Linked DNA regions of Mus musculus: regions 2 and 3 are each linked to region 1. Evidence: chromatin loops called from intact Hi-C (ENCODE). Cell type or tissue: left cerebral cortex. All regions are shown on one strand.

Region 1 (8,000 bases):
CTGAGCCCTTGGTCTGATTTTGGGTGCTACTTTCTGGGCTGGGGTGTAGTCTGGTGGTTAGATGCTTGCCCACTATGTGTAAGGAAGGTTCTGAGTTCCATTTCCAGCACTGCCAAACAATCCATAATATATAAAGAACTAAAAAAACTAAATAGACGTTAAAACAGCCTAGTGGGCAAATGTGCTCATGAAATGAATAGGTTGCCCTCAAAGCATGAAAAACAGACAGTAAAGATGAATGTCCATAGGTTTTCGGGGAAGTGAGGCCCGGGGTGTGGCTCAGGCAAAGGAGGCCCTGAGTTCAAACAGCAAAAGCATATACTGAGATTCCGTCCCACCCCAGCCAGCTAAGACAAGTGCTGGTGAGGGTGTGTGTGATGTTGAACACTTACGCACTGCTGGTGGCAATGCAAACTCTCCCAGCCTCTGTGGAAGTCGGTACAGAGGGGTCTCAAGGAATTGGTGATAGGTCTTCCATACCAGCTAGGTTTGACCTGCCTCTGCCACTTATGGGTGTTTCCCTGAAGTCTTGGCAGTCAGATTCCACAGAGGAGCTCCCGCACTGATGACTGCAGAGCATGGAACCACGCTGTGTCCAGTGACAGAGAAGTGGATGGGGCAAACATACATGAGAGTTGTTCTCGGCCATAAAGCCTGAAGCCCTCTTTACGGGAAAATGGATGCAATGAGATATTCCCGTACATGAATTAAGCCTGGCTGAGGTGCGTGTGTAGCCTCTCATTTGGGGTTCCTAGATTTTATAGAGATGATCAGGAGTGGAACTATCCAGAAGGACCAAGACTAACAGGGGGGAAAGGGAGACAGGGTGGGTGGGTATGGGAGATGTGCTCTCAGAGCAAGTGAAGGTGCCACGAAGCCTGATGACCTGAGGTCAAGCCAGATCCGTGTGGTGCAAGTAGTCAGCTGACTTCCACGCAGGTCCTGGCAAGGGTGTGCTTGTGGTAATTGAAAGCTGTGGAATTTTTTGGAAAGTGACAGGCACATCTTGCCTGCAGTCCCCTGCAGAGCCATGTCCACTTTTTAGTGGGTGGAGTTACGGCACCTATACCCGCTGACTTGCCCTCTTCAGGCTGTTTCCAGTCAGTGCTCCTGCGTTCCAGCTGCTGGCTCCATCAGGCCCCCGGCAGCCCTTCCCGGCTGAACTAATTCTTATTGGTACCTGGAGAGTGCCTTGCCTGTCCAGGGTGTCTAGGGATGTGGATGCAGTAGCTGCACACATAGCTTTCCAGTTTCCCTGCTCCCTGCTGCCTCATGGGAGGCAGCTGCCATCTGCACAGACAGCAGCAGCAGTCCCTGCAGGATGGTTGTGTGAAAGCCAGTAGCTTACTTTGTTTGCAGCCAGTCATCGAGGAGTCTCTGGCTTGCTTGGCTGGTGCTGCAGGAGCCCTGTGCACCTGCATTGTTCTCTTACCACATGGGTCTGCAGGCCGCTTGGCCACATGACGTGCTGACTGAGATTTGAGCTTGCGTGTGCACAGGTGCATGCCCACTCGTGCTCTGCCTCGCCCACGCTCCCACCAGTGTCCCCAGCAGCCTTGCTGTCCTGACGGTCCCCAGGTTCTCCAGACTGCAGCCTCATCTGCCACCCAGCTCCCCAGGCAGTGACTTCTGTATTGTTTTAGAAATGCCGTCACTGGTCCAGCCTCTGCACCAGACCCCACCCCACTACTTCTGCCCCTCCAGGCTGCTGTAGAGGTAGCCCTGTGGCAAGACACCCACCTAGAGCTTCATCCGCTTCCTCCTGGACCTCAGTGTGGCTTCTCCCTGGCCTTCCCACCCATGGCTTCTTCACCTACTGTCCATCACATCTTGGGCTGACAATAGCTGAACTCATTGCTGCCCCTCATGGCTTCTAGGACCTACAGAACAAAGTCCCAGCCCGCCTTGTCCTGGCCTGGCATTTGATACCCATAATTAGTGCACCAGGCACCCCCCTCCCCCATCCTTCTGTCACAGCTACTTTGTCTACCTACTTGGTTCCAGCTTAACCCTTGGTCCTCTCCTGGACCCTCCCCAGCTTGTGGCCTTAGGCATAAGATGAAGGTAGATCAGGGGTTGGGCTATCCCTCATTCCTTACCCCATGCATAGATACCCTTCTCTGTTCCCCAGAAAGGGTCCTCTTCCTGGCTTCTAGCCTCAGGCTGGCATTTAGCCTGTCCTTAGCTGCTTTAATATTGTATGGGACTCTGCTGCCCATTGTAGCTCCTGAAATTCTGGAAGCTTCTTACCCTTAGGGGAACATTCTGATGAGAACAGGGGCCATTCTTGGGCTTCTAGCTATCCCCCACTCTTCTGGCTAGTTTTATGTCAGTTTGACACAAGCTAGAGACATCTGAAAGCAGGGAACCTCAACTGAGAAAAGCCAGCAGCATTTTTATTTTCGAGACAGGGTTTCTCTGTATTTCTGGCTGTCCTGGAACTCACTCTATAAACCAGGCTGGCGTCCAATTCAGAAATCCTCCTGCCTCTGCTTCCCAAGTGTGGGGATTAAAGCCTGCATTACCACCTTCAGCTGCATTTTCTTAATTAATGATTGATGTGGGCTAGGCTGGTGGTCCTGGGTTCTGTAAGAGCAGGCTGAGCAAGCCATGGCGAGCACACCAGTCAGCAGGGCCCGCCATGCCCTCTGCATCAGCGCCTGCCTCCAGGTCCCTGCCCTGTTTAGTTCCTGTCCTGACTTCATTCAGTAGTTGACTACAAAGCTGAAGTGTAAGCTGAGTAAACCCTTTCCTCCTCAACTTGCTTTTGGTCATGGGGTTTCATCACGGTGATAGAAACCCTAATTGTGGCATGCACCCACCTTCCGTTTTTTTTTTTTTTTTTTTTTTTTTTTTGCAGAAATTTGCATAATCAAAGACCTGTTTTCCATTCTATCCCCTGGTCCACCTGGGTCCTCTCCCTGGAATGTAGACATTCATTCATTGAGTGACTCAGTGTGAATGAGATGCAGAGGTGTTAGACCATTGTCAGAATCTGATTGAAGCCAGGCCTGATTGCACAGACTTGTAACTCCAGCACTGGGAAGAGGCAGCAGGAGGATCAGGTTCAAGGTCAACCTGGGCGGAATGAGGAGGCCCTGTCTCAGGCACTTGCTGTGAAGGTTACTGTGTTAGGAGTAAACATGTTTATTTCTACAGAATTTTCCATACCCACCCACCACTCCTCCATTCTTTGAACAGTTTGCAGTGCCTAGTATAGCTGGGTTGCAGTTCCACTCCATGCCAGCAGGTGGTGACAGAGTCCCATTAGCTCCTTTCCAAACACACAGATGGCAGATGCTGGGCAGTGTTGGTCCTCCAAGGCAGGTGAGTCCTAAGAAGCCTCTGTCCTAGCAGCTGCAGGTTTTCAGTGTCCTGCAGGTGTACAGATGTTTTCATCTGGAAAACTGAAGTCAGCCGAGGTCTTTCATTGCTGATGCCTGAAGAAGATGGGGCACCTGGCAGGGGACAGAGCAGCCTCATCAGCCTTCATCAATCTCACAAGAGTCCCAGAGCCCATCGCTGGCCAGCCCAGGATTGCACACAGTTCTGGCTCTTACCCGCTGTGTCTGGGGCAGCACTCTTCCTTCTCTCCGAGCTGATCTTTTGCTTCCTGCTTCCAGGCCTCATTCCTCCAGCCAGTGTCCAGGGCAAACAGAAAAAAAAAAAAAAAAAAAAGAGTGTCACAAAGCCTGAGCCACACCTGGACTCAGTCTTAGCCATGCTTCCGGTGATCAACCTACTGCCATGACTTTCTGTGGCTGCTGGTGACCCACCTCCCTCTCAGGGCCTGAGGACCTCACAGCACCAAGGCAGGGGGCTGGGGAGAGCAGGAGAGGAACCCATTTAGAGGCTCTCAGCATTGAGAACTGGGGAGGGAGGGGAGGGAAGGAGGGTGCGGAGGAGAAAGGCAAAGAAGTTGAGAAGAAGAAGGAGAGAGGTCAAAGGCCAGAGGATGGAAGAAAGACAGGAAGAGAAATAAATGGGAGACAGGTTTGTTGATGAAGTATTTGTTATGTAAGCAGCAAGATCCGAGTTTGAGTCCCAGTACCCACACTACAGCCTGCACAGTGGCAGGTGCCTGTACCCACACTACAGCCCACACAGTGACACTGCCTGTACCCACACTACAGCCCTCACAGTGGCAGGTACCTGTACCTACACTACAGCCCACACAGTGACACTGTCTGTACCCACACTACAGCCCTCACAGTGACAGTGCCTCTACCCACACTACAGCTCACACAGTGGCAGGTGCCTGTACCCACATTACAGCCCACACAGTGGCAGGTGCCTGTACCCACACTACAGCCCACACACTGGCAGGTGCCTGTACCCACACTACAGCCCACACAGTGGCAGGTGCCTGTACCCACACTACAGCCCGCACAGTGACAGTGCCTGTACCCACACTACAGCCTGCACAGTGACAGTGCCTGTACCCACACTACAGCCCACACAGTAGCAGGTGCCTGTACCCACACTGCAGCCCACACAGTGACACTGCCTGTACCCACACTACAGCCCACACAGTGGCAGGTGCCTGTACCCACACTACAGCCTGCACAGTGACAGTGCCTGTACCCACACTACAGCCTGCACAGTGACAGTGCCTGTACCCACACTACAGCCTGCACAGTGACAGTGCCTGTACCCACACTACAGCCCACACAGTGGCAGGTGCCTGTACCCACACTACAGCCTGCACAGTGACAGTGCCTGTACCCACACTACAGCCTGCACAGTGGCAGTGCCTGTACCCACACTACAGCCTGCACAGTGGCAGTGCCTGTACCCACACTACAGCCCTCACAGTGACACTGCCTGTACCCACATTACAGCCCCCACAGTGACAGTGCCTGTACCCACACTACAGCCTGCACAGTGACAGTGCCTGTACCCACACTACAGCCTGCACAGTGGCAGTGCCTGTACCCACACTACAGCCTGCACAGTGGCAGTGCCTGTACCCACACTACAGCCCTCACAGTGACACTGCCTGTACCCACATTACAGCCCCCACAGTGACAGTGCCTGTAAGTGATCCTGGTGCTGGGGATTCCCAGGCTTCCTGGCTGGCCAGACTCACCAAATCGGAAGGTGTCAAGTTCAAAAACTAAGGCGCAAAACAATAGAGAGGACACGAGATGTTGATGTCCTACCTTCACACATGTTTTACAGGTGAGCACACCATATGCATACATGAACATACAAAATAAGCATGAGTAACACCTAAGGTTGACCTCTGTCCTATACTGTGTGTGCACATATGCACATACACACACACACACACACCAGGAGAGGATAGGGAGTCAGTGCAAGAAAGAGACAGGAAGACCAGAAGGAGTTCCACAGGAGTGTGAGGGACAGAGAGAGCAGAGTGAGGGACAACCAGAAAGGGAATTAGTCAGAAGTTGGGTGTGTGTGTGTGTGTGTGTGTGTGTGTGTGTGTGTGAGAGAGAGAGAGAGAGAGATCAGCACCTTGGGTCAGAATAGATAAGAGGGGAGGAGAGACTGGATATCGGAGACAAGAAAGGCCTGAATGGTCAAGGGAGATAAACAGCAGAGATGCTAAGGGAGGTGGAGACAGCTTCTAAGTTTCAGTGAGGAAAGGGGAGGAGGTGGTGTTACAGCACTGGTGGGAGAGCCTGGGTTGTAAAGAAAATGGAGGAAGAAAGGGAATAGTGATGGAGAACAGAACAAAAGAAGATTCCAGAAAGAACAGTGAGGCCATGAGGGCAAGCACAGAAAAGAACAGGACAGAGAGCCCAGAAAGGGGGGCTAGGCAGCCTAGGGAGAAGGAGGTGGGGATAGAGAAACGAGCAAGGAGACAGGGCAGGTAGAGGAGGAGACTGGGCAGGTAGAGGAGCAAAGTGGACTGAGCACTCTTGATCACATTCCTTATGTCCCCAGGCTAGGACCCAGAGACAGACAGAGGTCTGGTTGTGGGGAGGGATCCAGGAGGACATCAAGCCCTGGGTATCCTGCCCCATATCCTCTGAGACTAGGACTGGGCTAGCAGGCGAGGGAGAAGAGTCCAGAGAGAGGGGGAAAGACTGAAAATGGGTGAGGAGGAAAGGTAGGGGGCAGGACAGGGCAGATGGGACCAGGAAACAGGAATATCAGTTATGATGGAGAATGAGCAGCATACATGGCATCTGCCTTTAATCCTAGCACTCAGGAGGCAGAGGCAGGCTGGACTCAGTTCCGGACCAACTTCATTTACAGAGTAAGTTTGAGGATAGCCAGGGCTACACAGAGAAGCCCTCTCTTAAAGAATCTGAAGGAAGAGGAGGGAGAGGAGGAGGAGAGATGGAGAAATTAGAGTATATATAAGGTACACAGAAAAGGGAAAGGGATAAAGAAAAGTGTGAAGGTACCATAGAAAATGAGAGGAGAGCTGGGCATGGTGGTGCACACCTTTAATCCCAGCACTTGGGAGGCAGAGGCAGGTGGATTTCTGAGTTCAAGGCCAGCCTGGTCTACAGAGTGATTTCCAGGACAGCCAGGGCTACACAGAGAAACCCTGTCTCGAAAAAAAAAAAAAAAAAAAAAAAAAAAAAAAAAAAAAAAAAAAAAGAAGAAGAAGAAGAAGAAGAAGAAGAAGAAGAAGAAGAAGAAAAGAAAAGAAAATGAGAGAGGAAAGGAGGGACAGGAGGTGAAGGAGAAGAAAGGAGGAAGAGATGGGCAGAGAGGGAAGCAGGGGACTGGGAGGTGATGGTGGAGGAGAAGGTTGTAGAGTAGAATGAGTTGGGAGGAGAAAGGAGGACAAAGGTGGAAGAGGAGAAGATGGTGGGAAGGGAGAAAGATGAAGACGAGAGAGGCACAGGAGGGGACAGGACAGAAGAGTTGTAAACAGAAGCAAGGCAGAAGATGGGGGAGAAAGAGGAGGTAGGAGGGGAGGCAAGAAGAGAAAGAAATAGAGACAATAAGGGGAAAGAAGAAGAGGATACAGGAGGTGAAGGAGGAAGCAGAAGGAATAGAGGAGGAGGAGACAGGAAAAGGATGAAGGGGGAATAGAGGAGGCAGAGGAGATAGGAGGGAAGGAGGAAGGGGGATAGATGAGATTAAGGAGAGGAGGGAAGAGAAGAAGACAAGAAAGGAGAAAATGAGTTGGAGGAGAGGAAGCAGAGGAGGAGATAGAGGAGGAGGAGAGGAAGGTAGTCAGGAAGAGAGAATCAGACAGAAGCAAGAGGGGGATAGTTGAAATAAATGAGAGGAAGAAGAGAAAGGATAAAAAAGATGAAGGAGGGGGAGCAGAAGAGGAGGCAATAGAGGGGCTCAAGGAGAAGAGGGGATTATGAAGGTGATGAAGGTGAAAGCAAAAAGGGAGGAATAGAGGAGACAGAGAAGGAGGGGTGAAAGGGAAGGGAGGGGATAGAGCAGTTAAAGGAGAGGAGGGATAGAGGAGACGGAGTAGAAATAATTAGGAGAAACAGAAGCAGAAACAGTGTAAATGCCAGAGAGAAGGAAGAACAGCAGGAGATATTGGATGAGACACTGTAGAGGAAACCAAAGGACAAGGAAAGACAGAGGAGGAGGTAGAGGGTGAAGGGGAAAGAGAGGAGAGAGAATGTGTGGAAAACCACAGGGATGCATGTGGAGGAACAGAAGGAAAAGAAAGGGTAGAAGAGAGGAATGAAGAGAAAGAGGGATGAAGATGGATAGTATTCAAAGAAATGAAGAAGCAGGGAGGAGGAGAATTGAGGAACAGAAGGGAAAGAAGAGTTGAATTAACGATGGAGAAGAAGAGAAAAAGGAAGAATAAAAGATGGGTAGGAGTGAAGGAGAGATCTGGTGGAAGAAGAAAAGGGGGAGGAAAATACTAAAAAGATGATACTGGGGGGTTGTCCAGGAGTAAAGAAGATAAAGGAGAAACTTGAAAGAAGGTGAGTGGGCAAGGGAGTGAGCACAGGAAAAGACAGTGGGAGAGGAGGAGGAAGAGGTAGTGGTAGACAGGACTAAGGAAAAGGAGGAAGGAAATGAGAATTGGAAGGAAG
Region 2 (8,000 bases), 120 kb after region 1:
GTTCAAAATCCCAGGTCTATGACATCAGGGAAGTGAAGGTGTCTGGAACCAGAAGCAGCTGGTCATATCACATGGGCTGGCAAGAGCAGAGAGCAGGGAATCCACCCATGAATGCATGCTGCTGCTCTGCATGCTGTCTCCTCCCTTGTTCATACAGTCTAGATCCCGTGTGCAGGGAATGGTGCTGCCCACAGTGGGTGTGAGTCCCACTTCAGTTAGCATAACCAATTCTCACAGACACACCCACAGAACAACCTGATCTGGACAGTTCCTGGCTGAAACTTTCTTCCAAGGTGATTCTATATTGTGTCAAGTCCACAATTAAAACCAATTGTCACACAATTGCAAGCACACCACTGACTGAGCTACCTCTTTAGCCCCATTCAAATTGCTGGGACTTTTTAAGGACACATATATATCCACCAGGCTACGGTGACAGCTGACAAAATTCATGAATCTTCCAGGAGTTTCTCTTGTGTAGTATTTATTTAGATTCTTATGTCTAAATCTGGACATAAATCCCTGACTTACATCCCAATCTATTTGCTTGTTTTTATTAATTTATTTATTATTTTTATTTTTTGGTTTGTTTTAATTTCCAGTTGGTTTGACAGAGTTTGGTGTCAAGCAGCTCACACAATCACACAATGGATGCAACGCATGTTCCTTGGGATGTTTCCAGGTAACACTCATCCTGGACCAGCTCTGCACTTGGCACTCTGCTGGATTCTAGGGCAAGAATATTGAGGCTTTGACTGGAAAGGTGGCTCAGTGCTCGCAGCTCACAATTGCAGAGGACCCAAGCTCAGTTTTCATCACCCATGCAGAGTGGCTCCCTACCACCTGCAACTCTAGCTCCAGCAGATCTGACTCCCACTTCTAGCCTCCATACGTTTGTCAGTCACGTGCACACACAAAATTAAAAATAAAATACATTTAAAATGACAACACTGATGGCAAAAGCACGCTGCAGCACACCTACCATCCTTGCACTCAGGAGGTTGAGGTAGGAGGATCGCCATGAGTTCAAGGCCAGCCTGGGCTGTAGATTGCGACCCTGCCTCAAAACATGATTAAAAGGGTAGATGGCTCAGTCAGCAAAGCGCTTGCTATGCATGCATAAGGGCCCACGTTCAACCCCCAAGAACCCACGTTAAACAAAAGGAAATGGGCAGGAGAGGTGGCTCGGCAGCTCTTGCAGAGCTTTCTAGTGCCCACACCAGGCAGCTAGCAACCATTCTGGAAGATCTGATGCCCTCTTCTGACCTCTGCAGGCATTCACATGTGTGTGGGCTGCACACACTCAGACACAATTAGAATTAAAAGCAAATCTTTCAACAACAAAGCAGATGTGGTGGTGCACAGCTGTAATCCTGCCACTGCACAGGCTGAGGCAGGTAGATCCCTGGGGCTCACTGAACAGTGGCAAGTCTAGTGGTTGACTGTGTCTCAAAACACAAAGTGAGCAGTGCCTTAGGAACAACACCTGAGACTGGCCTCTGACTTCCATGTACATGTGCACACAAACACAGACGTGTGCACATGCATAGAGCGGTACCTTCTTGGAGTCTCAGTGGTATGATGATGACACGGAGGCTTTTATATAGTCTAAAGCTTAGACCTCTAGCTAGGGCCTCTAGCTCTGTGCCTCTCTGCTCCACTGCCATCTATATTGTTTCCCTGGGTCCATTCTCTGAATCTTCGGGGTCCCATTCCACCCTCCACTTCCTGCCCAGCTACTGGCCTTAAGCTCTTTATTACAACAAATCAGTACAATTCTAGATTGCCTTTAGGCAGGTGAGGGCTGTCTGACCTCGACCTTCACAGTATTTACAAAAATTAACAAATAAAAATACAGAGGTATACCTTCCTACAATGTGAAGAAAAGGTAACCCCAACACCCACATTATACACACAGACACGCACACACTCACAACAGTTGAGCAAATGGCCCTCATGCTGCTTAGAAATGTGGTGACAACCAGTGACAAAGTATTGTGGAATTAGGGTAGCTAATTAATTGATTAAGGTAAATGTACCTGTATGGTATACTTGAGCAAAGCACAGGGTGTGTGTGTGTGTGTGTGTGTGTGTGTGTGTGTGTGTGTGTGTGTGTGTGAGAGAGAGAGAGAGAGAGAGAGAGAGATTCTGCAGTATTCTCGGGGAGATTGGTCAGCTCAGTGATGTGGAGACAACGTGGTATTGCTTCAAGTGACAAAGTGGCACGCCATGATGAGGCATGTACAGTAACAAGAAAGTGCTGGCCTAGAGTCCCCTGTGAGGGGCTGGAGTCATCTCCGTGGTGGAGCACCTGCCCAGCACTGTGAAAAGACCCAGGTTTGGTCCCTAGCACTGTCACGAAGGGCTTGGCCCGTTGCAGTGACACATTCTGGAAAACATCTGTGTTTGAAGTAGGACAGAAGGGAAGATGAAAAAGAGGCAGTAAGGTATGGATTCTGTTAAAATGCAGATTAAAGCAGTGGTGTACCCCTGCAACCCCAGCAAGAGAGGCAGAGGCAGAGGAGGCAGAGAGGCAGAGGCAGGTGAATCTCTCAGGTCAAGGACAGCCTGGTCCTCAAAGCAAGTTCCAGGACAGCCAGGGCTACAAAGGGCCTTGGGATGTTGCCATCAAACCAGATTCCCACACCACATCTAGAAGAACGCATGCCCACCAAGGAAGTGTGTTACTTCACATGCAAGCTGGAGCATCTGAGGGCTTTCAGCACAGGGTGCTGATGGGAGATCCAGCCCTCAGCTCTGAGCCAGGTAGTGGGGGCTGTTATATAATTCCTGTAGTTGAAGTGTTTAATAGTTATGTGTCTGCTCGTTGCTCAGATGTAACTGCATCATGCTCTCATCTGAGTGTCTTGCTCTAGTGGCTCTGTCTGGAATTGATGTCAGGGATAATCATTAGGCCAGGAGGAACATCTTATAGCCTTGGGCTGTCAGGGGCAACTCTTCTCTCTTCTGCCTTGAAACACTGTAACATAAAGAAGGCAGACATTAATTTGGGTCAAAGAGTGTATTGTGGGCTGCTTGAACTCTATAGGACAACTTGTGGGCCTAAGGTCCAGTGCACTGTTGCTCAGCATATCCAACATGGTTGAAGCTGGGTTACTCCATCCACATTCCAGCCCATCTGAAGGAAGAGCCAAACATCAAACAGCTTCCTTCCTTCCTTCCTTCCTTCCTTCCTTCCTTCCTTCCTTCCTTCCTTCCTTCCTTCCTTCCTTCCTTCTCTCCCTCCTTCTTCCTCCTCTTTTTCCCCCTCCTCCTCTTGCTCCTCCTCCTCCCCGTCCTCCTCTTCCTTCCCCTCTCTCTCTTCCCCACACTTTTCCCGTGAGACACAGGCTGACCCACAGTTCCTGTGTGACTTTGACTGCCTTTGAACTCATGATAACCCCCTTGCCACAGCCTTCCTTGTGCTGTGCTGCCAGGTCTGCACACTACCACAGCCAGTGGACAATCCTCTATGTGGACAACCCTAAAGTTGCAGTGCTCCCTCTCGCTTACACCGTTGGTGAGAACTTGGTTGCCAGGCCACAAAGGAGCTGCTCAGGGAGGCTAGACACCCTTGTGCCTGTACAGCTGAAGAGAAGAGGGAGAGAATAGGTCATGTGTGCCAATGACTAGCCAAGGGAAACGAGAGGCCCATCAGCTAATGGTAAAGTGGGCAAGAAAGGGGTCATATGTGAGGAACTTATCAGTCAAGTTCCAACCAGCAGGCTGGAGTTTGGTATTAACTGTGGTGCAGAGGGCTGGAGAGATGGCTCAGTGGTTAAGAGCACCAACTGCTCTTCCAGAGATCCTGAGTTCAAATCCCAGCAACTACATGGTGGCTCCCAACCATCTATAATGGGGATCTGATGCCCTCTTCTGGTGTGTCTGAAGACAGTGTGTACTCACATACATGAAATAAATAAATCTTAAAAAAAAGTTTCTGGTGCAGAGTGTTATTTTTCTCTTGCATTGCTTCCTTCAGGCTGCACCTAGCCAGGAAACAGTCTCAGCGCCGTAATGGAAGGGTGGATCCTGTAGCTTCCAGATGATATCTCAGAGCCTAGCCCCTGAGATCTAACTTTCCTGAGTGGTATGCACACTGCTGGGTGATTCTCTTCTGGAAAGAGTTATGGCCTCAAAGGGTTCTTGGCAGGTGACACTGGGTTCTTTTGTTACTAGGATCCTTCCTTGTTGACCTCGAGTCTATGGAGGAGTCCATGTCTCGGAGCCTGGGCAAGCCTGCCAAGTCCTCGTGAGTACTCCCTGGTCCCGCGACCTGTGACAGCTCCTGCAGAGGTGACAGCAGCAGCCCCTGACCTGAGAGTCCCTTTCCTTGCCTTGTTCTCCCTTCCTCCCTTCCTTTGCCCTCTATCCTTCTCCTCCCCTCTCCTCTTTCTTTCCCTCTCCTCCACACACACACAGGAAGCAGTACCTGCGGCAGGTCATCTCGGAATATGAGGCGCTGGATCGGGAGCTCCCGTGTATCCGAAAATTCTCAGAACCACCCTCTGCCCAGCCCCTCTGCCTTTGCATGGAGACTTCGGTGAGTGGCCCAGCTCTCTGCACAGTTCAGGTGGTGATGGGATCAGCGGATCAGACCTGAGGTGGCCGGCGGTTTAATTCAGGTTAAGGACTGGGCATGGTAAATCTGTGTTCATTACTGCAGCACTCTAGCAGTTCAAGGTCAGCCTCAGTTACACGGTGAGTTTGAAACTAGCCTGGGCTACCTGAGCTCATGTCTCAAAGAGAACAACAAAAAAACAAAATCACACACACGCACACACACAGAGGAGACCATGATTGCTTGTGTCTGGCGTTAAGAGGCACCTACTGTATACTAGGTGCAAGCTTTAAGGCATCCCTTTAGAAGTCTATGTGACTTTACTCTTTCATGGGGGGCTGTTGTCCCCATTTCATCTCTCCTTTCCTTGGTGTCTTTAAGAAAGGGACCCCAGTGTACTGCCCCAGGTACGAGGCATCTCTTTCCAGCTCAGAAGCTAAAGCAGGCCTGGTTAGCACATGGGTGGGAGGAAGAGGCCTTCCAGACTGTCCTAACAGGTGGAGGCCAGAGGACAACTCATTTCTCTCCTTCCACCTATAGCAGGTTATAGGGATTGAACTCAAGTCATAAGGTTCACACAGTAAGCGTCTTTACCCACTAAACCAGGAAGCCAGCCCATCAACAGTGATTATATATACTTGGACAGCTGTTTTTCGCACTTTTCCACTATGGCACATCTCCTCAAACAACAACTTCTTCTTCTTCTTCTTCTTCTTCTTCTTCTTCTTCTTCTTCTTCTTCTTCTTCTTCTTCTTCTTCCTCTTCCTCTTCCTCTTCTTCCTCCTCCTCTTCCTCCTCCTCTTCCTCCTCCTCTTCCTCCTCCTCTTCTTCCTCTTCTTCCTCTTCTTCTTCCTTATTCCTCTTCTTCTTCCTCCTCCTCCTTCTTCTTCCTCCTCCTCCTTCTTCTTCTTCTTCCTCCTCCTCCTTCTTCCTCCTCCTCCTTCTTCTTCCTCCTCCTCCTCCTCTTCCTCCTCCTCCTTCTTCTTCTTTTGGTTTTTTGAGACAGGGTTTCTCTGTATAGCCCTGGCTGTCCTGGAACTCACTCTGTAGACCAGGCTGGCCTTGAACTCAGAAATCCGCCTGCCTCTGCCTCCCGAGTGCTGGGATTAAAGGCATGCGCCACCACACCCGGCTCAAACAATTTCTTCTGACCCTTCTGATAACTGCAGCCCCTTAACTTTGAAATCACCTGTTCAAATAGAATCCTCCAGAACTGTAAAGCACTGTCCATGGCTGGTCTCTGGGAGAGTTTCCCTGTAGGGCGGTTATTACAATTTAATTAGTCTAGTTTTTCAGAATGATCTCGAGTAGCAGATGCCTTCACACCCGAGAGACACCTGTGGTCACCCCTTTTGACAAGAGTGTCATAACCTAGCGGGTCTGTAGGTGGAGTCTTGGACCAGGCTCCAGCCTAGGAGATAAGGGCTGAAGTTGATGCATGCCCACGCAGGAAGACTTTACGCACGTGGAGGTGCTGCAGGCTTTGGAGGCCGAGCTGCCCGGGGCCATGGAAAGCGGGCGCGTGAACAGCATCCGCTACGAGAATATGAATGTCATCTGCGGTACTGCGGGCCGCAGGGACAGGTGAGACCATGCATGGGAGTGGTCTAGGGTGAGAGGCTGAGGAACGTAATTGGGAGAGATGCAGCCAGGGAGCGTAATGCTCCATAAACTGAGCTGGGAGGCGGAATTAGAGTGAGAGTGGGAGAGGGGCGGAGCCTAGCATCAGTGGGGGACGGAGGGGGGAGGACACAGGGGGGGTGGGGGGACGGACACAGAGGGCGTGGAACCTAGAGGAGGCTGGTGGTTGAAGTCAGAGTGTAGAGGCCAGTGAGGGATGGAGCTAAAAGCAACTGAAAGACTTGGAGCCTAGAGTGAGTTGAGAAGAGGCGAGGTGAGAGGATGAGGTCAAGGTGAAGGGGAACAGTGAGTTTTGAGGCCCAGAACCACTCAGAGGGACGGGTCCTAGGTTGAGCGGCACTTTTGGCAAAATCAGAATGAAGATAGCATTGGAGGGCTGGCCTGGGCTGGGTAGCATTTAGGGAGGAGTCAGAGTCAGGATGACATTGTGGGGGCAGGTCCTATGCTGAAGGGCTTTTCTAGCGGAGTCTGAGGAGACAGTAGCGAGGGCGGGACCTGGCGCATTCCCAGGTGAGGTGAACGATCCAGCTGAGAAGACCGCAGTGACGCCCGCAAGCGAAGGGGGCCAGGGTGAACCCAAAGACGTCTCTGGGCCTTCACTTCGCCCACAGGTGGCTCATCACCGTCACAGACTTCCAGACGCGGTCACGCCTGCTGCGCTCCGGGCTCACCCTCCGTGGAACCGCGTACCCACTGGTGCGCCACGACGATTTACTGCTGGGGGACTACCGTTTGCACCTGCGCCGCTCTCTGGTCCGAAGGCGCATGCTCGAAGCCCTCGGGGCGGAGCCTGCCGACGAAGATTGACGCACAGCGGGGGCGGGTTCCAGCTGCACCCCGCCCCCAGACCCGGCGAAACGAGAAGGCGTGGCCTCCCTAGGAAGGAGGCGGGGCCGGCTCGAGGGGGTGGATACTGTGAGTTTAATTATAAAGAATGACCTGATACAAAAGCCATTTCTCTCGGCAAAGTCGTGTTGGGCGTGGGGGGCGGGGCGAACCTCCACTCTCATCCACTCGGCCAGAAACGCCAACCTGGTCACAACCTATCCCTGCGACCTTGCAGGACGAGCTCAACTCCTTTCAAGTCCCCTCCCGCCCCCTTGGAAGACAGTTCTAGGGCTTTTATTTCAGGTTTTTCCCCCTTTTGGATTTGTGTGTTCTAGGGTTTTTTTTTTTAATTTTTATTTTGCTTTGTATATTTTTCTTTTGCTATTGTTTCTCTTTTTGCTTGGTCTCTCCTCTCCACCCCGCTCCCCCATCCAATCCCTCCCCCTTCCCTCTCCCCGCTCCTTCACCCCCACCCCCACCCCTTACGCCCTCCCCAACCCCGCGGCACCCATCCGGAATTAACAAGCCCTTGATAGACAGGCGCCGCGCAGGCCCCCTGCGGACGGGGGGCATCCGACCAGGGGGAGGGGGCGGGTAGGGGCCCAGCGCCACCACCTCTCCAGCCCTCGCCACCCCTCCCCCTCCCGTGACCCTCCCACAAGGTTCCCTGCATTTCCCTGACGTGGTGAGGGGAGGGGGCTGGCCCTCCCCTCGTGGATGGAGCGCCCCAGGGGCGCCTGGGGACAGCTATAGGGAATGGGGTGGGGGGAAGGAGGGGAGCTCCCTTCTTTGGCAGCTGAACATAGGGGGGAACCTGAGGGCGATGCCTTCTCCCCTTTTATCCACAGCAGGGGAGGGGGCTACCTAGGGGAGGAGAGGTGGCTTTAATTCCCAAGCCCCAGAAGCAGGGAGGGGGAACGTGCGGGGAGGGAGGAGCCATGCTGTAAGGATGGGGGCGTAATCTGGGAGA
Region 3 (8,000 bases), 87 kb after region 1:
CAGCTCGCACAGCCCTGAGTTCAGTCTCCAACTGCAGAAGTACAACATAGCAAAGTTCTAGATGACTAGGTGAGCAAAAGTTGTATGTTTGCAGATGAGGGAATACTTGCTCATCTTCAGAAAGAAGCTGGCCCAAGTATGATAGCTCATGGCTCTGATCTTAGTTAACACTTGGGATGTTGAGGCAGGAGAATTGCCATGAGTTCAAAGTCAGCCTGGGAGAGAAAGGAGGGGAAAAGGAGGAGAGGAGAGGAAGGGGAGGGGAGGGGAAGGGAAAGGAAGAGAGAAGAGGGGAAGGGGAAGAGAGGAGAGTTGGGGATCTCTGAATAAGAGTATCTTGGTTTTAGACTGGTCCTCACATCCAATAGCAGATGTTCTTGTAACAGACAAGCAGAGACGCTGGGGTAGAGCTCAACAGGAGGACTTGCCCAGCATGTAATAAGCCCTGGGTTCCATTCCAACTTCTCAAAAACCAGGGATGGTGGTGCACACTTGCCACCCCAGCATTTAGAAGGTGGAAGCTAGAGGATTCGGAATTCAAGGTCATTCTCAGCTACCTGATGTGTTCAAGCCAGCCTGAGCCACATGAAATGCTGTCTCAAACAAAACGAACTGAGCTGGGAGACAAGGGGCAGTCCTATGAGGAACCAACTAGACTGGAGTGGTGTATGTTAGCTATGCAAGGCCAGGCTTGCCCACCTCGATCAGTTGCCAAGGGACGAGCACGGATTGGATTCTCTCCAACTGTCACCGAATACATCTTGACTTCTGACTTCAGATCCTGAAAGATAATTGCCTGTGTGCTCAGTCCTATCCATCAAACCAAAAGAGTAGCAGCTTTGTGGGTTTCTATTTTGCACAGTAGAAGACTTTGGGGAAATGCTATCTATGAGGAGCTGTGAATGTGTTCTGAGGAGCCAGTAGTGGTGAGATGTGTCAGACATCTGGAGGCCCACCCCTCCCCTCTGCTGTGCACTTCTCAAAGGACCATCCATCGAAGGCCCCTGTGTTCCTGACTAAAGCATTATAAATTTGAGATGCATTTGCCATAGGGAGAAAAGGGAGATCGAGGTCCCCCAGAGTGTCTGAACCAATGGTGAGGGGAGATGAGGAGGGTCCTATAGCACGCTTATCAGACTTGTCAAGTGATTGACAAGGTGGCCATCCAATGCTGAAGCAGAATCCATCAAGTAGGAGGGAACCTGAGGAGGCATGGGCTCACTTCATTCTCTCAGAAACTGTCTTCTCTCAGGTCAGTTTTAGCAGGTCCTGGGTGACTTCCGCTAACGTCCTCTCCCATGCTCCCTTCTCCTCATTCTTCCCCCTTCTTATGCCTCCTTGCTGCTGAAAAACCCCTCATGGAGGAGAACCCAAATTACAAGAGGTCACTTTCCCAGAATGCTTTGCAACCCGGAGTTAAGTTCAGCTAGGTTTGGGCAGTTGCAGAAGTTGTGAAATTCTTAAGGACAAGATAGTTGCATAAGGGAGGCCTCTGTCTGAGATAACTGCTTGGATGTCATTGCATAAGAACATGCCACCTGGACCTGGGGTAGACAGCCTATACTCTGGAGAGGAAGGCCAAGCCAGCCTCCAAGCTGCCCATCACCTAGGATGGTCTGTCTCTGGAAGGATTTTTAGAAGCACACGAGAAATTTCTGTCACTTCATCTAATTTCAGTTGGAAATCCTGTTGTGGTTTCCATCCGTAATTATCATTTAGAGGCTAAGGCTTGGAGAAATCACTTAGTGGCCTAGTCACACACACTCTCAGGATCCAGCACACCTCCTGGCCCCAGGGAGACAGGTGGGATGAGACTCACAGAGTGTGTTTATTTCTGGTGATGATAGCAGCGGCAGAGGGGGGATTGGCCAGACGCAGATGGAGGGACAGAAGGGGTGGACACTGGAGGGTGTGTCTGTTCAGGGGACATCAAGGATTGGTCTGTCGACATTCACAGTGAGGACACAGGCCAGAACAGCAAGACTTGGACAACAGCAAAGAGACAGACAGATAGACAGACAGAGGGCTGGGGGCAGGGGTCCCCAGACATGCATGGCCCCTTGCCTCTAGGGGGAACTCTGGGGATAAGAAGAGAGACAATGGAGGCCGAGGACCTCCCACCCTGAAACAGGGAGCTGGGCCTGCTGCCTCCTAGCCTCACACCTCCAGGAGAAGGAGGGGTAGGTCCAGGCAGCCCCGCACCAGCCGCTCGGACATTATGGCTTCGAGGAGATGAGTTCACAGTCCGGGCAGGAAGGGATGGGTCCTGAGGGTGCCTGGTCCAACCCCAGGCCTTGACCAGACCTAAAAATTGAAGAGGAGAGACCTGAGAGGGTAGGATGCAACCATGTGCTGTATCAGCACCATGGAGGGAGCCTAACACTTCTCCCTCAGGCACAATCCCCTCCCTCAGACTCAGCTCCCCTCCCTCGGGCCCAGCCCTCCTCCCTCAGGCCTAGCTTCCCTCCCTCAGGCCTAGCTTCCCTCCCTCAGGCCTAGCGTCCCTCCCTCGGGCCTAGCCCCCCTCCCTCAGGCCTAGCTTCCCTCCCTCGGGCCTAGCCCCCCTCCCTCAGGCCTAGCTTCCCTCCCTCAGGCCCAGCCCCCATCCCTCAGATCCAGGGGTCCAGGCCCAGTGGTCCTCCTCCAGTCAGAGCTCAGAGGTGTACCTGCCTCCTCTGTGTCTTACCCTCACTCTGAATTCTCTTTCTCTGACAATCCTTTGCCACCCTTTGTGAAGCTGCTCAGAGTCTTCTCCTGGAATTGGGGGTGAAAGAGAACAACCTCCTTACCCAGCAGGATTCGTCTGTCCCACTCTGTAAGCTGTCTTAGTTCCCAGGGGGGGGTTGGGAAATGGCATCACCATCCATTCTACCAGTGGGAAAACTGAGGCCTGAAAGATAACAATCTAAAAACTCAAGGAAGACAGGGTCATGGAAAGGGGCCATAAGGCAGGTCCGGGCCTCAGGAGGTACTGGGGAGCCACAGAGGGCTGGGCTGTCTAGGTAGAGGTTGTCAGGCTGTCAGGCTGTGGCCACACTCAGCACCTTGGGCTGAAACCCCGCCCTCCAGCGAAGGTCTCCATCCTGCAGTGTCACCTAGTGGTGGCAGTGTGGCTCACTGGAAGTTTACAGAGAAGTAGAGTGTGTGAGGTCATTGCAACAGTGAATGCCCAGGAAGACACAGCTTCTGTCCTCACAGAAGGAAGGGTTCCATCTTTCAGGATCTCAGCTCTGAGCTCTGGGTCTGGCTGTTCAGCCTGGTGGATGTGTGTGTGTGGCGGGGGTGGTGAGGGAGGGGGGTTGGGGGGGTGGATGTGTGTGTGTGGCGGGGGTGGTTGGGGGGTGGATGTGTGTGTGTGGCAGGGGTGGGGGGGTTGGGGGGGTGGATGTGTGTGTGTGGCGGGGGTGGTTGGGGGGGTGGATGTGTGTGTGTGGCAGGGGGTAGGGGGGTTGGGGGGTGGATGTGTGTGTGTGGGGGGGGTGGTGGTGGGGTTGGGGGTGTGTGTGTGTGTGTGTGGCGGAGGGTGGTGGTGGGGTGGGGGGGTGGATGTGTGTGTGGCGGGGGTGGTGGTGGTGGGGTGGTGGAGGATACAAGTCTCAACAGAGAGAAGAATTGATTTGGGGTTAGCCTAAGCCTCAGGGTTTAGGGTTAGGCTCAGACTCAGGGTTAGGGTTAGCCTCAGACTCAAACCAAGATTTAGGTTTAGCCTCAGAGTCAGACTCAGACTTGGATAAAAGGTTAGCCTCAGACTTAGACTCACTCATTCCATAGCCCAGTCTGACTTGGAACTCACTCTGTAGTTCAGGCTGACTTAAAATTCAAGGGGGACTCCCTGTCTCGACCTCCCAAGAGGTCTTAAAGGTGTGAGACAGGCACTGGGTTTATGCACTGTTCAAGGGTAAATTTTCCTTAGAAGATCAAAGTGATAGAAAACTACCAAGAAACAAAAATTAAGCTACTGAAATCTACATTATTCTAAACAGAACTTACAGTAATTTGACTTTTCTTGGCTTCAATGGAAGCAAAGTTGTCAATATTTTCCAAGTGGATGTCTTTGCAGAGAAAATGGCCACCTTTGACAGTGGACCCAAAAGTGTGTATGTGTGTGTGTGTGTGTGTATACGTGTACATGGTGTATACACATGTATCTTGTGTGTGGTGTATACATGTGTGTACTGTATGTGTGGTGTGTACATGTGTGTGCTGTATGTGTGGTGTGTACATGTGTGTGCTGTATTGTGGTGTGTACATGTGTGTGCTGTATATGTGTGTACTGTATGTGTGGTGTGTACATGTGTGTGCTGTATGTGTAGTGTGTACATGTGTGTACTGTATGTGTGGTGTGTAGGTGCCCACATCTATGTGCATGCATGCCTATGCACATACGGAGGCCAGAGCAGGATGTGGGTCCTCTATTGCTGCTCTCTCACCTATTGCCTTGAGACAGGGTCTCTCCCTGAACCAGAACCTCACCACTGGAGCCCCAGGACTTGGCGGTCCCTTCCCCTCAACACTGTGGTTACAGGCAGGGCAGCCATAGGGCCCGGGGATGCAGGCTCAGGACCCCCTGCGTGCATGGCAAAGGCTCTTACTCACTGCATGTCTCCCCAGTCCCACTTTGTGTTTTGAGACCAAGTCTATCACTAGAATCTGGGGCTCATCAATTAGCCTATGCTGGCTGGCCCGTGAATCCCAGGGTTTCTTCTATCTCTGCCTCCTCCCCGCTGGGTTTTTAGGGAGTGACTCCAGACCTGACTTTTGCCTTCATTCTAGGAATTTAAGCACCATGGTCCTCACACTTGCACAGCAAGTACTGACTAAGCCATCTCTCCAGCCCCAAGAGGCTATTTTAAACAGCTCTCGCAAGGCTGAGAAGTGGTTGCACAGCTTCTAAATAAAAAAATGGCCACTGGGTGGGTCTGGAGAGGTTAATAAAAGGTTAAGAGCACTGGCTGCTCTTCCAGAGAACCTAGGTTCTGCTTCCAGCACCCACATGGTAGCTCACATCCATCTGTAAGTCTGAGTCCAGGGGATCTGGCACCCTGTTGTTCTGGCTTCTGCAGGCACTGCACGCAAATAGTTTGCAGACACACAGCAAGCAAAACACTCATACACATAAATTACACTCTTTCTAAAAGTGACCACAGCTGCCCAGTCTCCCCAGCCTGGGTCCCCTTCTTACCTTGCCCCCCTGAACCTCCTTCTAAGCCTCTCCCCAATGCCCTCTCTTCCAGAATGCTCTCCCAGGGCCTGTACAGAGGCCTTCTACCTCAAAAGACTCAGACCACAGCCCCTAGGCAAGAAACCAGCACGCAGTGGTCTTTGCAATGGACACTACCCTGTGACATTTTGTTACATTGTCTTTTGAATGTGTGACTGTTGTGAGTGTTGTGGTGCACATGACAAGCAAGCGCTCTGTTGCTGGGCTATGCCCTCCTGCCTGATATTTTTCTTACTCATTCAAAAAAAAAAAAAATCATTCTCGGCTTTCCACCACCATCTAACTAATATTCACACCTTGCTCTGAGGGAGAGGGGAAAACGGCTTATCACCCAGTTTCTTCCTATATTTTGTGTTTAGCATCAGTGGGAAAGAGTAGCAGCTGGCCACTGCGGAACATTCAACAAACTGAATCCTCACAGTGGCCCTCCCCATGGCTGCTAGTCACAGGATGAAGAACCGAGAAAGGAAAACAGGAGACAGGAAGAGTGACTCTCTCCTAGCTCACAGCAGTCAGACACAGGCAGCTCGGGTCCTCACCAGACTCCCGGTGCCCATGCGTGGTAGAGGTGGCCTCCACTCACCTCCACTAGCTGGTGCCAGTGTTCCACAGGCTTGCGCGGGTTAGCCAGCATCTCTGCCCAGTGTTCTCTGCCGTGTGGGTCGGCAGCCTCTGGACCCACGCGGCACACCCCGATCACTTCATTGTGGCCGATGCTGGAGATTGAGAAAGAGATTACTGGAAAGGTCAGGGGAGGCAGCCAGCCACCTCCAACCGCGCCTCGTCCCGCCTCATGGGTGCCTCTCACCAGTCATAGTCTACCACTGCGATGCTGAGACCCACGTTCTCCACGCTCTCGGGAGCCACGTCGAACACCAGGGCCTCGTTGTACGTGGGGTTCAGTGTGTTCTTCTTAATGGAGGTCTTCCGTTTCTTCAGACGCCGCCCCTCGCTGATCAGAGAGGCCTTCACATAGGGGTCTGTACAGAGAAGCCAGGGGACTGAGCAGAGGCCTTGTCCCTCAGGCTCGGGGGTCCAGGCCTCAGCCCTCCTCTCTCAGACCCTAACCTTCTTCAACCCAGACACACCTGAGAAACCAGTGAGGTCCATTGCTTTGAGGTTAGAGGCTTTGATGATGGTCACGGTGAGGCGCCCAGCCGTGGGGAGGTAGCAGAGAGAGAAGTTGAGCTCTCCGAGATCTGCCTTTTCCTGCAATGGGAACAGAGGGCAGCCTGACCGCCTTTCCCTGCGGCTCTCTCCATTCCGCCGACCCTTTGCACCACTGCTAGGTTCCCATGTCCTCAACAGTCTGACTCTTCGCCAAGGCCCCATAGCTTCCCTGCCACAGATGTCCACCATCAAAGCCTGTTTTGTTCTGTAGAGAAGATGGCGGGGCCCAGAGACCAGGGAAAGGGAGAGAGAGAATTGGCAAGAGAGAGACGGTGGACAGAGGCAGAGAGAGGGACAGAAACCCAGAGAAATAGGCAGAGAGGGGGATGGGGGACAGACAGGTAGAGTGGGGCGCTGACCTGGTGGGCAGGAGAGACAAAGGCCAAAAGAGAGAAGTTGTCAGAGACTGAGGTAGGGACCTATCGAGAAGGGGGAGCAATCATGCTCTGCCTAAGTCATCAGAGTGCAGGGGGCCCAGAGTTAGGGGAACACTCGGGGCTTAAGGGCATGGATGGCTTTGAAGGCTCAGGGATGAAGCCAGGCTTGGGGGGGGGGGGGATGTCATGAGCAGAGAGAACAGCCCGGGCAAAGGCTTTGACAGCAGTGGGCTGTGAGCAGGGCCTAGATTAGTATGTGTCAGAGGCTGGAGGCCCTGGGGCATGGGCCCCACCAGACTCTGGCCACTGCTTCATTCCAGTGTCCAGGAAGAAACAGTCTGCCTCCCTGGAAACTTCATCCTGCTCTTCGTGTGTCTCCTGTGCTCTCCAGCAATCTTCCCGTGCCAGAAGGCTCTGCGTGTGGCTCAGTCTGTCTCTTCTCTATGGCCTCCAGCCACTCACCCTGTCCCCTCTGACTGCGTGTCTGCTCATACCTTGGCACTTGCTTCTCTAGGCCTCTCTGTCTCTTCTCCCTTTCTCTCATGGTTTCTGCTTCCCCACTCTGGTGGGGGAAGGAATGGATGAGAGCGTGAGTGAAGACCTCAGGTAAGAAAGAGGGTTGGGCAGAAGGAGAGGGGGCGGAGACAGAGCAAGGCCCTTGAGTGGGCACCTCAGGCGGCAGCAGTGTGAATGTGAGTTCCTAGGTCCCGAAGTCTGAGGGACAAGCAAGCTGACCAGGAAGAGCTCCTATGGAAGACCTAAAGGCACCTGCATCACCCCATCCCTGACACACGAGAAGACTGAAGCTCAGAACTGCCCTCTCCTGGCTCCCCCAAACTGGTAGGGATCACAGATAGGAACTGGGTTGGGTACGAGGACCAAAGCGCACTGGGAACACAGGGGAATGAGAGGCCTCATGCCAGGAGCCATAAAATCAGAGAGTCAAGGGTATGGGCTTTGACCTGATGCTATGAGAACCCAGTATATCAGATGTCTGGAGATCCAGGTGGTAGGATCCCTAAGGAACCCCAAGAAGACAGAAGGAAAGGATACAAAAGGGTTTGAAGGGAGGGATTTGAAGAATTAAGACCTTCAGAGAGGACCTGGTGATGTGGAAGTCTGGAAACGAACAAGGGGCTGTAGGGAGTGAAAGTTATGGCAGGGGGAGGGGAGAAGGAGTTGGCTAGTGACACCTGGGCCAGGGAGAAAAAGTCACAGTGATGTAGTGTGAA

Evidence for each region. Peaks named below come from ENCODE experiments on the same cell type or tissue, not always from the same donor. Only the 100,000 strongest peaks of a DNase experiment are listed, where the experiment ranks them.
Region 2: a loop joins it to region 1, with 4 times the contacts of the local background. A loop is called at or near these places in 7 of 42 quality-filtered maps.
Region 3: a loop joins it to region 1, with 2.8 times the contacts of the local background. A loop is called at or near these places in 15 of 42 quality-filtered maps.

The regions. Positions count from the first base shown.
Region 1 is chr7:44,480,548-44,488,547 of GRCm38, reverse strand. 5430431A17Rik (RIKEN cDNA 5430431A17 gene) reads right to left here and starts at 4,031. Exons shown (of 2, transcript NR_131001.1): 1 at 3,561-4,031; 2 at 3,135-3,458. In left cerebral cortex, a CTCF peak has its summit at 3,238 (motif pointing right); DNase peaks (open chromatin) are centred at 1,354 and 3,251; H3K27ac peaks cover 2,613 bases.
Region 2 is chr7:44,359,195-44,367,194 of GRCm38, reverse strand. 1700008O03Rik (RIKEN cDNA 1700008O03 gene) reads left to right here. Exons shown (of 6, transcript NM_027049.1): 3 at 4,180-4,252; 4 at 4,423-4,543; 5 at 6,012-6,145; 6 at 6,814-7,152. The coding sequence ends at 7,009. It also overlaps a transcript of Shank1 not described here. Among named protein-coding and RNA genes, the nearest start is that of Gm39001, 11 kb to the left of the region's middle. In left cerebral cortex, CTCF peaks have their summits at 3,890 (motif pointing left), 5,943 and 6,916; DNase peaks (open chromatin) are centred at 6,053, 6,168, 6,717, 7,000 and 1 more place; H3K4me3 peaks cover 1,550 bases; H3K27ac peaks cover 1,985 bases.
Region 3 is chr7:44,393,840-44,401,839 of GRCm38, reverse strand. Syt3 (synaptotagmin III) reads right to left here. Exons shown (of 11, transcript NM_001114116.1): 7 at 6,310-6,430; 8 at 6,030-6,201; 9 at 5,805-5,937; 10 at 2,687-2,754; 11 at 1,810-2,304. The coding sequence ends at 2,689. Among named protein-coding and RNA genes, the nearest start is that of Syt3, 14 kb to the right of the region's middle. In left cerebral cortex, a CTCF peak has its summit at 3,086 (motif pointing left); a DNase peak (open chromatin) is centred at 3,073.